Regions from separate parts of the Mus musculus genome. Here region 1 is linked to region 2. A link is a loop called in an ENCODE intact Hi-C map of the cell type or tissue named here. Cell type or tissue: heart. All regions are shown on one strand.

What was found. Peaks named below come from ENCODE experiments on the same cell type or tissue, not always from the same donor. Only the 100,000 strongest peaks of a DNase experiment are listed, where the experiment ranks them.
Region 1: a loop joins it to region 2, with 2.1 times the contacts of the local background. A loop is called at or near these places in 5 of 42 quality-filtered maps.

Annotation. Positions count from the first base shown.
Region 1 is chr5:140,281,941-140,289,940 of GRCm38, forward strand. All of the region lies in intron 9 of Mad1l1 (MAD1 mitotic arrest deficient 1-like 1), which reads right to left. Among named protein-coding and RNA genes, the nearest start is that of Mad1l1, 36 kb to the right of the region's middle. In heart, no CTCF peak of the experiment used is centred here; no DNase peak of the experiment used is centred here.
Region 2 is chr5:140,052,450-140,060,449 of GRCm38, forward strand. The region is part of intron 17 of Mad1l1 (MAD1 mitotic arrest deficient 1-like 1); the gene reads right to left. Among named protein-coding and RNA genes, the nearest start is that of Gm30492, 39 kb to the right of the region's middle. In heart, no CTCF peak of the experiment used is centred here; a DNase peak (open chromatin) is centred at 4,042.

The DNA of each region.
Region 1 (8,000 bases), 230 kb after region 2:
ACTAAAGGCAAGACCAATAACAGCACTCTCCTCAATAAAAAAAAAAAAAGCTATAATTTAAAGAAAATGAAAATCAGCGTGCTACAACTTGTCTAGCCTAAAAGGCAGCTGATACCTGTATTCTATAATTGCAATCCCAATAAACAGCAAGATGCTCCTGAGACCGAAGCACAATAAACTATACCAGAGAAGAGGGGGAAAGGCGGGGGAGCAAGTAGGAAGCCAGAGAACTGCGGATCTGAATGTCTTCCATGAAGACTCGTAAGCAATTCCTATCAGCTCAAGAGCAGCCGAGCAGCGGTGCACTGGGGAATGGACTGAGTGGAGCCGCCCTCCTCGAGGCGGGAGGACTGTTTGGGTCCACAGAACTGAAGAGGAGTTTGCGCGTAATAAAGAATTAATTGCTAATCTTCTACCTCGGCCGCCTCCACAGAGGAGATGGTATTGTGTTGCTGCCTCAAAAGTTAAATGTTTCCTCTCCCAAGTGACGGCTGCCTGCGCTCTACCTGGCAGCCTCCACCAGGCAGCCTCCACGCCAGGAGCAGTTCCAGATCCAGCTGGGAGGCAGGGCAAAGGTGGTGGGCGGAGCAAGCCTTCCAGCAGGCCTTGCCAAAGTACTACAGACAGGTCTGTAAGAGAGCCTCCAGCTGGGGCTTCCTGCCACATGTGCCTGTGCTATGCTCCAAAATGGCGGCCCCTGGCAGAAAGGAAATGTGACAGCATGGGACTGAACAGCCCACAGAGACTTCGGGCCAGCTGCCTGGCACAGGTGGCAGGCCAGATGGATGGAGGTTACCAAGAGCAGAGCCCACCACGCTTCAGGAGCAGCCACGCAGCCCAGCAAGACACAGGCATACTTGGCTGACATTGGGTCACTGGTCCCTCCAAGGGCCTCTCGTCCCACACCATCAGGCAGAGGCCATAAAGAGCCACAGGCAGATGAGGAAGAGTAGAGAAGCTACCAAGGTACAGGCTAGACTGTAGCTACTATACAGCATTGATATCCTGAATGGTGTATCCAGCAAGCAACTAAGAAACCTCAGAACCATCCGAACAAGAACTATCTTCAAACTAGTGGGCTGTGGGTTCTCTAAAAAGGCACCTGTTTCCTGCCCTAGGCTGTGTTCCCATCAACAGCATCAAACCAGCAAATACGCAACAGGTCTGGCCCCAATCCAATAGGGTGCCCTAGAACACGTACCAGGTGTACAGTCCACAAACACAGGTCACCTGGCTGCTACCAGACTACTACCTCTAATGACAAGTTACAGAATAAACATTCCTAAGTCCCACACCCCAGTTTGCATAGGCCATAGGAAGCCAGAGCCTCTGAGGATAGACAGATCCACACTAAGAGCAGGTCACAGGCCTCCTCTGGTTCACTCTAGCATCCCTCCAGTACAAGCATACTTTGGCCTATGAAATACCAGCCTGATGAGTCTACCTGAACACAACTCCACTTGGCATGAGATTCCTCACTTATAGACAGAACTGAGTGAACCAACCACAACTCTACCCAAACTGAGATCCCACACTTAAGGGAAGAACTATGTGAAAACTGTTTCCCTAATGGGGCTGTATTTCAGTTGGCAGAATGCTTGCTGAGCATGCACGAAAGTGAGACCCCATGAACTGGGCAGACATAGTGGTGGACACCTATAATCTCATCACTGGGGAGGCAGAGCAGAAAAATCAGGAGTTCAAAGTCATTCCTGGATACTTAGCAAGTTCAAGATTAGCCTAAGACACTATCTCAAAAACCAAAACCAGGGTCAGAGACATGGATCAGGGGATAGAGAGGAACCTGTGACCAAGCCTGCCTACCTGAGTTTGGTACTGGCACCCACATGGTGGAACCTACATGTAGAAAGAAATAACTGACATCCACAGACCACACTCTGGCCACCATATTGCATCATAGCACATGTGTGCATACATATCCATATACTAAATAAATAAATGGAATAAAAACATTATTTTTAAAGACAAGAACAAAATAAGGAAGAAAAAAAAAAGCAATTCAGAGGCTTTTCTGGCTCGAGAATGAGCAGAGAGATCACTGCATTTTCCAGACAAGTACCCAGGTGTGCAATCCCAGGATTTTCCTAGCACTCGTGTTAAGATGAAGAAGTGCTGTGTGTAACATTTGTCATGTGCTCCACTGGCACCATTCAACAAGTGCTCCCAACCATGATCTCTGCAAATGCCAAGCTTCAGCCAAAGCCAGACTCCCAGGACATCCTGACAGCTGTCGCTATGTCCCATTGTCAAGCTGTGTGTGTTCTGAAGACATGGAATGATGCCTGCAGCTTATGGTCTGGCACTCTGTGTCCTATGAGTGTGACATGTGTAACAGCTACAGTGACAGTGCTTCATGCTTCATTTCAGAATCCTCCACCTGCCACCACCCAGCCAGCATCTTGCCCAACCAAAGGCAGGAGGTGGCCTCCTGGAGCCTAGGGACAAGGCCAGAGTCAAGCGGAGAAGATACATGGGCAGCAGGAGCTGGGAAACTACTCTTGAAACCTGCCTCTGAGCCCATCTTCCCCACAGCAAGAGGTCTGCCTGTAAGACCTCCTTCCGCAGGCCCTGGGATGGAAGAGCACATACCAATGCAAAGCTGGGAGGCAGGACCCAGATTCTCAGGTCCTGTCCCAGCAGGCAGCCTGCTCTGGGTGAACACTGAAGAGTTTGAGCCATGGACTCAAAGCCGATGCTTATATGGGAGCTCAGAGTCCAATTCCCTCACTGAGATGCAGGCAGCAGAGCACAGTGGTTGGCTGTGTGTGGGGCAAGATGTAAATGAAGACCTAAGCTCAACCTGCCCGGATGCAAGGTAGCTCTGCATTTGGGGGTGGTCAGGGCTCTTTATTCATGTAAGAGCTCAAGTATCACAAAGGCAGGGTAGAGAATGGAAGGGCATTGCAGCCTCCTGAGTTTTAAATGAGAATTCAATTCCACTGCTGAATGCAAACCTGCTCTCTTTGCTGTAGCTCCATATAAAGACATCTGCTTGAAGGGCTCAGTGTGCCAGCTCTCTACCAAAGTCCCTGTGTGGGATGAGGGCCAGCCACCCCCAGGTCTAGGCTGCCCCTCCATCTGTTTTCTGGAAAGACATGAGCTCTATTCTGCAGGTGAGAGGCCAGATGCAAGAAAAGGGGTGCAGAGACTATAGAAGACTAATGACCTGGGTTCTCTGACACCCTACAGCGAGGGAATCCCCAAAAACAGACAACCCAGCACAGGGAGGTTATTATGAACAGAGCAACTTGAGAAAGCTTTGCAGTTTCTGACACCAGTAACAACTGCTGTGAGGAAGGACAGGGACAAAGCCCCTGACAGGTGCATGATCCTAGGTGACACATCCAGGGTCACTATCTCACACCTTATGGTCATAAGAGTGATGGCCATGTGGGAAGCCCAAGCCCCCAAACTTCCTAATTATTCTCCAGAGTCTGCATGATGCAAGCCCATGAGCCATGGTAGCTTTGGGAAAACCCTCAGTGAAAAGGAGGTTGGCACAGACCATCTCAGAAGAGGGCTCCAGTCCCTACTCTAGTCTATGCTCAGTTGGTTTCACCCTCAAGATGCCCTTCAAATTCCTATCAGAGCCGTTCCGCTTCCTAGGGCCCCAGGACTGTCACTCTGCTTAGAGTTAGAAGGACCTGGCACCCTGGGGTTCCTGACTTCAGAAGAGGACACATAGTAGGTAACAGGACTCAAGTGAAGCACCTGCTGAGACAAAATCCACCAGGGCTAGTCAGGAAAGTGCTTGCAGCACGAGAGAAGGACCCAGGCACGGTGGGATACACCTCCTAGTACCTGGAAAGCAGTCAGGAGGATCTCTGTGAGTTTGAAGCAAGCCTAGTCTACATAGTGAGTTTCAGGATAGCGGGGGATACATAGAGAGGATCTGTGTCTCAAAATAAAAAAGGGGGTGTAAGAGGCATTGGGGTACAAAGCATAGGCTTGCAATCCCAGCCCTGGAGAAGGGGAGAAAGGATCCCTGGAGCTCACTGGCCAGTCTAACCAGGACAGCAAGTTTCAGCTTGAGTGACAGACCCTGCCTTAAAAAATACAGTAGACACATACTTGAGTCATAGGACAGAGAAAAACCAAGCTGGTACCAAGGTGAAAGCTTCATTCCTAGTGAGCAGCCTTCATAGCACATGAAGGTAGGTGCCGTGCAAGCTACCAGACAGCTAAGCAACCCATAGTCTTACTGAGCTGTAAAACCTTCTGTCTACAACAACCTGCCTAGCAAGAGATGCTCCCTGGGCAACAGCAGTACAAGTGTTACAGTGTAACAAATGACCTTCTAATTGACTTAAGGCCCACCACACAGATGCAGTTATACCTTATGCTGTTAGCTAGATCAAGAATCCTGAAGGAGAATCTACTACTATCGTTCTGCTGAAGTATCTAGTATTAAATTGCCCCATAAGTACTTATCTTCATACTCATCCCTCAATCTTCATCAAAGAGACTTCTTTGTATGGTAGACAGCCATTAATACAGAAACCTGTAACTAGTTGGTGTACAAAAAATAAGAGACTGAAGCACTCAGCCTTAAACGGGACATCTGTATCAAAAGCCATCCACCAAGGTTCAGGGGTCACTGTGAAAGAGGGTCTAGAGAGTTCCTAAGAGCCAGAGGTCACAGGTACCTGCTGTGAAGCAGTATTCTCTAGACATGGCAGGGCCACTGCACCTAGGCACTCAGAGATTCTCGCTGCATGGATAAGACTTATTCAAGAGCAAGCCAGTGGAAATCCCAACATGGGCGGCAGAGGGCTTGGGGAAGGGAGCAGAATGAAAGGTACCCATGTTCCAGTAGGTGGCCCGACACCTATGCACACATTGGCAGTAAGTGGACTCTGTAGGTTGAAAGAAAGGACACTGGAAGTTGGGAGAGGATAGTGAGGGGGAGCTGGAAGGAAATGGAATATTTGGTCAAAATACATATGTGAAATTCTCTAACAATTAAAAAAAGGAAAGAAAAGAAGGTGGAGCATGATTGAGGAAGACATCTGACCTCAAGCTCTGCCCTTCACATACATGTATATAAGTATGATTATGCACACACCAAAGAAAGGAAAAGTAGAGGAAGGAAGGGAACAAAAACCAACTGTGAACCAGGGGTGCAGCCATAGCCACCTCCTGACACATCACCCCAGGTGCACATCACATCCCCAATGCTCTCAAGGCTTTGGGTTCTGCTAAATCAACTCCAAAGCAGGCACTTGAGATGAGCCCTATCTACACAACCTGGAAGAAAGGCCCAAAGGCACTGTGAGAAACAGCAGAGAGCACTGGTTGGGCCAAGCCACTCCCTGCTGTACATGTAGCTGCCTGTGTGCATGTGTGGTGTCTGCTCCAGCAAGCATTTCATCTCCACGCTCTACATCCCACTGCCTCCAGCCCTGCTCTGGCACATGACAGGCACAGGGATGACACTAGCCAACACAGAACATCTATCTCCCATCCTGTCCCATGGAAAGATGAGACCATCCACTCCAAGCAGACAGTCATCAGTACCCCAAGAAGACCCTCCTGCAACTTTATAAGTGGCAAAGAAACACAAGAGCTACTTCCCCAGCCTCACAGGTCCTGAAGCCCTGCTTCCCACTGGCAGGCACAAATGGGCCGCCCCAGGGCCTTGCCAGAGGCAACAGCCAAGCACCACAGCACACCCCTCATCACACTCGCCCCCAGTGTTTACTAAAAGCCTACTGCTCAGAAGACCAGCCCCTCCCTTAGGTACCAAATCATCAAACTTATGAGCTAGCTGACACAAAACCTTCACAATCTCCAGAACAGAAAACAGCCGGAGACTCTGTTAGGAATGAGTGAATATGTAAGGCCCCTGAGACCACTGGTAGGAAAAGCCCGCCACAAACACATAAGCCAGCAGGGTCCCTCCCTCTCCAGAACACAGGCCCCAACATAAGCAGCTGTGAGCAATAAGCCAACTGAAGCCCAGGAACAGACCACACTGCAGGTATGACTCTCCCTCTTTCACAGCTAGGCCTCAACTAAAAGCCAGCCATTAAGGACATCAAGACACCCAGCAGCTCGCTAACCTTCCAAGCACTGGAAGCTCTGGATATCCATCAACAAGACACCAGGGTCATTACAAACATTGAGCAGAGAAAGGTTAGCGGAGTGTGGGGCTGGGTTGGCCAATTTGCTCCCATCTTGGAAGTGAGTCTACCCACTCACTCTCCCCAAAGTCCCCCTAATTGGCCTGCACATCGGGGAAGCTAGTCCCCAGAACGTGTCATCTGGCTGGCCTAGAGATGCTTCAGCAAAGCCGAGGTCAGCACTTGCTGGCTTCCAACTCTGATTTGAGGTCAGCAGTTTGAAGTGGGAAGATGTCCGGCCTCCCAGGGCCCACACCACAGCACTTCTCAATGCCATTCAGCACACACACACACACACACACACACACACACACACACACTCTGACAGGTATAATGACCACCCAGAGGGATCTGAAACAAGGCCAGGTTCAGGCACAAAAGTGACAGAGTCAGATGCCAAGTAGCAGAGGCATTCAGCCACTGGCAAATTATTCCCTACACAGAACACAGGCCTGACTACAGAGGGTCCAACACTCACTCTGAGCCTGCTTAATAAGCCTCTTGCTTCCATCTGAATTGCTAAGTATAGTGTTTAAAAAGCCAAGCAGTAAAGTCGCCTGCTCTCCTCGCTCTGTTGTGACTCACTCTGCATCTCTGCTTGAACCTTCGAAAGCATACTCACCCAATTAAGCCATGGGCTCCCATTCCCTGACGGAAATGTGTAGAAATACAGCTTTTCAAAGGGCAATTTGGCATCAGCTATCAATTCTAAACACACAGTTTCTTTTGAACCAAGGAAAAAAAAGCCAAACACGCCTTTAGGAATTTATCTAAGCAATGCTAATGCTGTTTACTTAGGGGAAACAAAGTAATTGTCCCTCAGCATGGAGAAATCAGTCTGTCCATAGCATGCAGGACTGGGGAGTGACTCAAGCACTCGATCTGGTGCAGGTATAGTGCAAAGATTAGCTGACAGACACAGGACGTGGCTCAGGTGGACGAGTGTTGAGTACTTGCCTGGTGCCTTAGCTAGGTACTACTGCTGTGATAAATACCATGACCAAGACCAAGGGTTTATTGATCACAGTCCATCATCCAGGCAAGTCAGGGAAGAGGCTCAAGGCATGAACCTGGAAGTAAGAACCGAATGAAGTAGAGACCATGGAGGAATGCTGCTTATTGGATTGCTCCTCACGGCTTGCTCTGCCTGCTTTCTTATACCAACTAGGACTACCTGCCCAGGGTGGTACTGCCCCAAGTCAGCTGGGCCCCAAGACATCAATCATTAACCAAGAAAAGGCATCATAGGCCAACCTGTGGGGTTAATGAAGAAGCCTTTCTTAACTGAGATTTCCTCTTCCCAGATGACTGTAGCTGGGTCAAGCTGACATAAAACTAGCCAGCACACCCAGTGTGCCCTAAGACCTTGGTTCCACTCCCAGCACTATATAAAGTGGACCTAGAGGTGAATGCCTAAAATCTTAGTACTGAGGAAGTGGAAACAGCAAGACCAAGAGTTCAGGATCAGCTACTCAGTGAGCCGGAGGCTAGCCTGAGCTACATGAGTCTCAAAAACACAAACCAAACAAGGATGGACAGGCACAATAAAGGTGTTTCTGCATTCTCTGAGCACAGCTAGCAAATTAACCCAAGGGGCTTCTGGGAACCTCACCTTGGTGCCAGTCTTTGGAATTTGGTGACAACCTAGGATTGAGAACAGGCAGCCTAGTAGGCCAATCATTTAGGTCTGAGGTCTCAACCTGTGGGATCCAACCCGGACTCTGACAGTGTCTGAGCTGGATTGTAGGACGCCCAGCTGGCATCTACTGGAGAACTGCTTGCTGTGCAGAAAAAAAACAAACCATCTGGTGTCAGGGTGCGGGGCCGAGCAGGCGCCTGGGAGCAAAGAGGGAAGGG
Region 2 (8,000 bases):
TCTAACCATATAGGTAGGTCCTTTAAACATGAAAAACAGTATTTGAAATAAAAATGCTACTGAGTGAGATTAATAGCAGATCAGCCCCTCCAGAGGGAAAGGTCAACACCAACAAAGCTCATATCAGAGACATGGAGAGTGAAGTATGAGGACAGGTGGGAAAGAATGCTGACTCAGCAGCACTATGCTGAAGCCGAGCAGCCAAAGCTGCCTAGAGCTAAAGCCGGTGCTGCAGGAGTTAAGAGGGGTGTGAAGAATACTTGAATTCCCCCAGTTTCTTCTCATTATTTTTTGGTACTGCTGAAATGGATCCCAGGGCTGCACACATGCTAGGTGAACCCCTTATCATTGAGCTGGGTCCCCAACTCCTTGCTATTAGACTCTACAGAGGTGCTGTCCTACTGAGTCACATCCCCAGCCCCTCTCTAGAGAATTTTAGGCAAATGTCTACCACTGTATCACACACACGCCACTTACTTTTTAAAATGACGTTACTGACTTGTTTACTGGGCTGGCACAAGCTCCATGGTGTACATGTGGAGGTCAAATCTCTTCATCATGTGGATCCAGGGGATAGAATCTGGTCATCAGGCTTGGAGGCAAACATCTCTATCTCTGAGCTATCTCCCCAGCCTCTTACTTTTTATTTTGAAACAAAGACTTACTAAGTTCCCCAGGCTGGCACTGAACTCACTCTGGAGTTGAAGATGGCCTCCAACCTTATATCCCTCTGACTCAGCTTCCCATGTAGCCATGATTACAGGCCTGTGCCACCACACTTGGCTTAAAAATCTTCAAAATTTGCTCAATTATAAATGCACAAACTCAAGGAGCTAGACTAACAATAAACAAGATAAACACAAAAGAAACCATAAAGCCAGCTGCAGGAAGAGCCAGAATCTGTGCAAGGACTGGGGTAAGGTTCTGTGAGCAGATTTCTCATCAGAACCCATGAGTCAGAAAATGAGAGAAAAAAAAAAAAGTCAAGAAGCTAAAAGAAAACAAGACCGTCAATCGGTTCTCAGATCCAGTGTGAGTGAAGATGAAATAAAGGCACTGTGGACAAAGGGAGGGGATGGGCTGCTAGCAGACCCACCTACGAGCAACAGTTAGGAGGGTCTTCCTGCATAACAGCAAAGATCAGCCCAGGGAGGTGCGGGACTGTCAGCATGTGTGCACACTTGAAAGGTGTTTGTGAAGCATTTAAATGCAGAAGATTAAAAAACGAAGAAGAAAAGAGAGATTCAAAAGATAATGGGTTCTCCAAAGCACACTAATAATATGGAGGCATGACAGAAGTTACACATAAGTGAGAAGACTCAGTAGGCTGCTGCTTTCTATCTGCTAAGTGCTGCGATGCTATTTATAGGGACCCAGGCTGGTAATTTGCATACTGCAAGTCCAGAGCAGGCTCTGCAAACCATTAGCACAGGGCTACTTCTGGACCACAGGCCACCTCTTTACAAAGTTCTAACAGGGTCTGAGGAGATAGCTTACTGCTCTCCAGAGGACCAGAGTTTAGTTCCCGGCACCTAAGTGAGGCCTCACAAGGCCTGTAACTCCAGCTCTGGGGCTGGGGGCTGGCAACCTCTTTTGTCACAGACTTCCAAGCTCCCTCATGTGTGCATATGCATGTGGTGGCCAGAGGAAATCTCAGATGTCTTTCCTTAGGAGCCATCCATTTTGTTTCTTGAGAGCAGCTCTCTTCCTGGGACCTGGGGCTCTGATTAGGCAAGGCTGGCTAGTGAACCCCAGCGATCTCTTTGTCTCTGCCTCCTTGCTGTTGGTAATAAAACCATGTGCAATAAAACATAGGTTCTAAGAACTGAACTTGGGCCCTCAGGTTTGACTGGGTTATCTTTTCCCTAGCTCCCTGTCCATTTTTAAATGAAACAAGGTCTTTCTCTAAGGCTGGTCTGGAACTATGCGGCTCAGACTAGACCTGAGTTTGCAGCAATTCTCCTGCCTCAGTCTCTACAGGGCATTTATGTATACAGAGACGATGGCCGCACTAGGAAAGAGGCAATCTGAGCATAGGCTAACCCAAGATCTTTGGACAGCCCCATCTCATCACCAATGATGTTCTTTAAAAGCTTTGGAATGGATCCCCAAGGTTTTGGGAAATGAACCCATACCCAGGGGGTGGGGCTCACCCCAGGTGCCTTGATTCAGTTCTAAGGATGCACAGCCTCCTTGACTAGAGGGCCTTTGCACAAACTGCTGCTACCAAAACCAGTTTGTTCCTCTCTACTGTGCTACATCTTGGGTCATGGCTGTTGACCTTGGAGGAAGACGGCTGTTTTGGGTGGGTATGCTATGGGGCTTAGCACTCACTGCACCATGAACTCATCCTTTGCCCACCTGTACAATTTCAGCCAAGCTCACTGGCCTTCCTGTCCTGTGCTGCTGGCAGAGGACTAACTAGCTCCAGACAGGTCTGTTCCTCAAACAGACCTAGTGATTGCTGTTGCAGAACTGTTCTTGAACCTAGCCCCACCCTAAGAGTGGATGTGTCTGCTGCTGGGGTCTCAGGGCACTCTGCCTCCTGCACCACTGAGATCTCAGAGCCTGGTAGGCAATGCCAACTCAACTGAAGGAATGAGGCAGGTTTTGAAGTCAGCGTGCGTTCTTAACAACTCCATTTGAAATTCAGGGGACCCAAAAAGGCAAATTCAAATTAAAGTGTCTATCTAGATCTCATTGTTATCTTGGCAGACAGGAAGCCTCCAGAAGCCGGCCTCTGCCAACAGGAGCCTGTGAATGGGCCTGATTGCCTGTCAGGGGGGAAAGAGGGAGGGCGAGAGCGGTGGACTGCCTTCTCTACCCAATGCTCTGTCTCTCCCAGGGCCTGTTGGACAGCTGCCTGTCACCCACTTTTGGCTGAACTGCCCCCGCACAGGGACCAGAGGGCCCTTCTTCTTGCTTACACAGAAGGTCAGGTCGCATGTGGCACAGAGTGGAGCAGTGAGGAAGCTGAGTTACCACAGAGACATCGGTACAAAGCTGCAAGCCCTGAGAAAGAATAAACCTTCCATGGCAGCCTCTCTTCAGACAGTGTTCCTTCTAGCAGTGGCGTCTTTAGGGGGCCAGGGGTGGGAGCAGTAGCCAACATGGTGCTTGGTACCTGGGATAGCATTCAACTGGCCAGGACCTCACCTTTGATTCCAGCTTCAGCACCAAGGGAGGGACAGCTCCCAAAGCAGTGGCTGCAAATCCCAGCTCCTAAAGTGGGCACAGGCAAACCCAGAGCAGTACAAGTAGGGTGTGGCACACAGCTACATCCAGAGGTCTGCTTCATCCTGCACTCCTTTCCCTGCTCTTCCAAATCTCCCTTTCTGGGCTCCACGGTGGCCTACAGCAGTGGCCTGTGCCCTGTGCATTGTGACCCCTTGGGAGTCAAATGACCCATTCACAGGGGTCACCTAAGACCTTTGGAAAACACAGATACTTATATTATGATTCATAACAGTAGCAAAATTACAGTTATGAAGTAGCAATAAAAATAATTTTATAGCGGGGGGTCGGGGGAATGTTACCACAACACAAGGAACTGTATTAAAGGGTCTCAGCATTAGGAAGGTTGGGAACCACTGGCCTACAGCTGTGAGTGATCAGACAGTCACTCCACCCCCATTGTTTCCATGATCCTATGAATGCAAAGAGGGTAGGAGGAGGGTAGAGAGATAGAAGTCTGATGTGCACGGAGGGCAGCTTCTGGGTGAGCAAGGAGACCCTCTCTAGAGTGGAACCCCATCAGTGTCAGAGTCCACTGTGTCCCAGCTGCTGCCAGCAATGCCCAAGGCTCTATCTCCTTATCCCACCAGACAGAAAACATACCCTTCCCATCTTTGGGTTTCACTTCCCCATTGGCCCACCCTGTTCCTAACTCTGCTCTAATCCTGGCCACTTATGATGTTCTTTTAGATCTGGTGACATTTGAGAAAGCTCTATGGTGACCTGGCAGAAGCAGGAATGCTTGGCTAGAATGTGACCCTGGAGTGTCCGGGACACAGGCACTGCTGTGAGAAATCTGCCAAGCTGGGTGCATGCTGGCAGGCTGGCTGGGTGGATAGCACTGCTCTGCCACCATTGCCACTTCCACAGCAGCACTAATAACAGCCAGTAGCTAAAGAAGGCCATGTGTTCCCGGCTTTTGCTCTTTAGGCTGTTGGCTGTTCTACTAGGGACAGCCCCAGGATGAAATCTCGGTGTCCCTTATTGAGCCCAGGATTCCTCACTCAGCCTCTTGCTCTGTTGCTTAGGAAGGCGCTGTGAGACAGAACAGCTGGGGCTGGGGTGAGCCACAGCCAGCAGAGGAGGTGGAGAAGGTGGGCTATAGTGGGTGCCACAGTGGGAGTCACGGCAGCAGACAAAGGTTTGATCATGGTGGGAGCCAGGAAGACAGAGGGAGGGGGCAGACCATAGTGGGAGCCACAGCAACATAGAGGATAAGGACTTGGCTGTGGTAGCCTGAGTCAGAGGTAGGACCTTCAAGCTGCCCCCGGTAGTAGTGATCTTTCCTTTGTGCATGACACTAAGGGCCTCTAACAAACTCTCAAGAGGTCCTGTGGGTGCCCATAACCTGGGCCTAATCTCTGCCCACACCAGGAAGTTGAGGGTGGTTGCTTTGTCCCTTTCTCAGGCTCTTTGTTCTTTGAGTACCTTCCACAGCTTTTGTCCCTGCTATGCTATGGAGGAAGATGGACAGGGCACTTGGCCCATCCAGTGCACACCCACTGTGTGAGCACCAGGTGGAGGCTGGGTGAGTGTAAGCTGCAGGAGGCTGAGGGATACATATGGGCTAATCCATGAAGTGGGGCTGTGGGTGGGCCTGACAATGTGCTGCCCTGGGATGGATGGACCGCTTCCTGACTCCTGAGTAGTACAAAGGACACATGTCGATCACTACCTGGTTTCCCCTACTTTGTTCTTATCACTTGTCCCGTGGCCTGACCATTGATGACAAGGAGCTGAAGGCAGGGCTACCTGCCAGCGTAGACATGCTATCCCTAGGTATATAATAGCAGAGCCATGGCCACACAGGGCCCCAGGCCAAGGCAGTGCTCTCTGAGAACTGGAGCTGCTCCCCATCGCTGTCTGTCCTGTAGCACCTTACCCCAGTGGACTTGGAACACCTCACAGGCTAAGCTTCCTGTAGGGCATTGGGGGGTGACTTAGGGCCAAGACAACAAGACTTTCAGAGCTTCTTCTATGAGCAACTGTACCTCCCTGGGAACCTGGGGCGTCATGCCTGATCTGTGTGGGATGGATGGAGGAAGCATAGCAGGCAGGCAAATTTGCTCTGTGTGTTTACAAGGCTGCTTCAAAAGGCAGAGGCAAGGCAGCTATGAAGGTCACATCTACACTACAGTGGAAATGTGAAAGCTTCATCAGGGAGCGATAAACCCTGAGCAAATCTCAGCCCATGCCCATATACCACCCTGGCTGGATGCAGGCCTTTGCCTGGCTAGCCTACACCTCTTTGGCAGGAGCCATGGCCACAGACACCCAGCCTGCTCTCATCATGGAACAGTGAGCACAGGGCTGGTAAGAATGGTATCCAGTCAAGGAACCTGCAGCCCCATATAGAGAGGCACTAAGGGGCTGCACCACATGGAACCAGGCACATACACTGTTCCAAGGCCTTGGAGGGCAGCAGCTGGTGAGCAAAGTGTGATGGGAAAGTGTGTTATAAAGTAACTCAGCCTCTAGCCCAGTTACTGCCTGGCACACAACACCCAGCAACTTTGCTACCGAAGTATTTACCACTGATAAGCATAGCTGTGGGAGGCTGGAGAACAATCAAAGCTTGTAAACTGAGGGTCTCTTCCTACTTCCAGCCCAGCATCACCCTGTGTTAGTGTCTGAATGTGAAATGCTCCCCACAAGTTTGTTTGTTTGAACACCTGGTCCCCAGCTGGTGGCACTCTCTTGGGAGGTTATAGAACATTTAAGGCATGGGGTGGTTGTAGGCTACTACCACTGAGCCACACCCCAGTCCCTCACTGGGGCGATCTAAGCAGGGGCTCTACCACTGAGCCACAACCCAGTCCCTCACTGGGGGATTCTAGGCAAGTGCTCTACTTCTGACCCATACCTTGAAGGCTATACCTAATTCTCATTCCATCCTGAGCTCTCTGCTTCCCTGACCCACCAAGATGTGGGGAGAAGCCATCTCACACTCTTAGCACTATGGGTAGAACCTCCCCAGCACAATGATAAACTCTACCATGATAAACTGTATCACTTGAAGCTGTGAGCCCAACTAAATCCTTCCTGCCTTAAGCTGCTTCTGTTAGGTATTCTGTGCAGCAATGAGAAAAATTAACTAACACAGCCCATATACACTTCATTGAGGAAGATGTGGGGTTGTCAATAACTACTGGGCACTGGTGCTCATCAGCCACTCTCCAAACACTGACACTGAGCATATAGCACCCAGCTTTGAAGCACATGCTCAGCTGCATGAGTTCCCACTGGAACCCACGTCATCTCCACCACTTTCTGACCCTGCTCTTCTGACTTCTGAGAAGCAGGTGCCATATGGGAAGCACCAGTGGACCAGACAGAGGCCAAGTGTATGTGTACATGAGTGTGTGTATGTGTGACAGGAACCAAAGCAGGAGATGAGAGTAGCCCCAGGGCCATTTCTGCTCCGCAGAGAGGCCCCAACTCAGCTCCATGCGTAGATGTCAGAGACTGGCAGACTATGGCCTCTGCATCAACAGAACTGCGAGAGACTGTATATTATCAAGCTGCCAGTGCATTAAAGCTCTGTGTAGAGGAGCCCATTCATAATGAATCAAAACTGGACATAGAAGACATCCTTCAGTAGGTGACTGGACATAGCACTTGTGGTATACACCAACACCAGCAATAGAAAGAAATGAATAGGCAAGGTGTAAACCTAGTACTGAGAAGGGAGGGGAGAAGATGGCAAGCTGGAGGCCAGCCTGAGCCACAGAGCGACATTCTATCTCAAAAAACTCTAAAGGCTGGACTTGAAACTCAGTGGTTTCACTGAGTACCTGCCCAGAAACCCCTAGTGAGGGGCTTCGAGATGTAGGTCAAGGTTAGAGCATTTGGCTTGATGTGAACAAAGCCCTGGGTTGTATCTCTATCTCTGCAAAAATAAAAACAGCCCAGAAAGGACCCAGAGGAGTCTCAAGTGTGAGAATCCAGTACACAGAGGGTCCTGCCTTTGGGACATTCCAAGAATGGCAGCACTATGGGTAGGAGATCTGTAGGAGCTGGAGATGACAGATACTCAGAAGACTTCAGAGACAGCAGCTACTCTCTGGGACACCAGAGTGGTGGCACAGATTTTAATGCATTTTCACAAACAGAACATTCAATGAGCACAGACTTCACAATTCCCAGCAACTAGACAGATTGGGTTTAGAGACTACAGCCACCAGGCCATACATAGACAAGATTGGATAGCAGTATAAAAAACTGTGGCACAGGCTAGGACACAGGGGAAGCTTATTTTACTGTCAACTTCTCTATAAACCTAATGCTATTCTACAAATAAATGTATTAGTTTTCAAGAAGCCCCAAGAATACTTGGCATACTGTAGACACTCTATAAAATTCGGAGCTTGGTGCCATAAATAAAGTTTTATTGAAACATAGCCACTGTGTTGTTATGCCAGTCCACAGCAGCTGAGCTGAGCTCCTGGAGACTGGGCTGTAGACATAGGGGTGGGCACCCATGAGTCCATGAATCACGTGTGTATTAACTGGGCTTTGGCAGATACATGATCCCTTCCTCCAAGAAGCATGCTTAGGAAACAGAAGGAAAAAGACTCCAAGTTCTTTTCCTTGCACAGCTATCCTGTGGATGGAGAAACTGACCCAGGCTCTCCTGAGCCCACCCAGCAGGAGTCATATGCTGCATGGCTGAAGGGCCCTGGGTATGGGTCTCTGGGACATTTGCATTTCCCGTGCATACACCTGCAGTCTTTGGCAGCCCGGCACTGTGGGTACAGGTGTGTGGA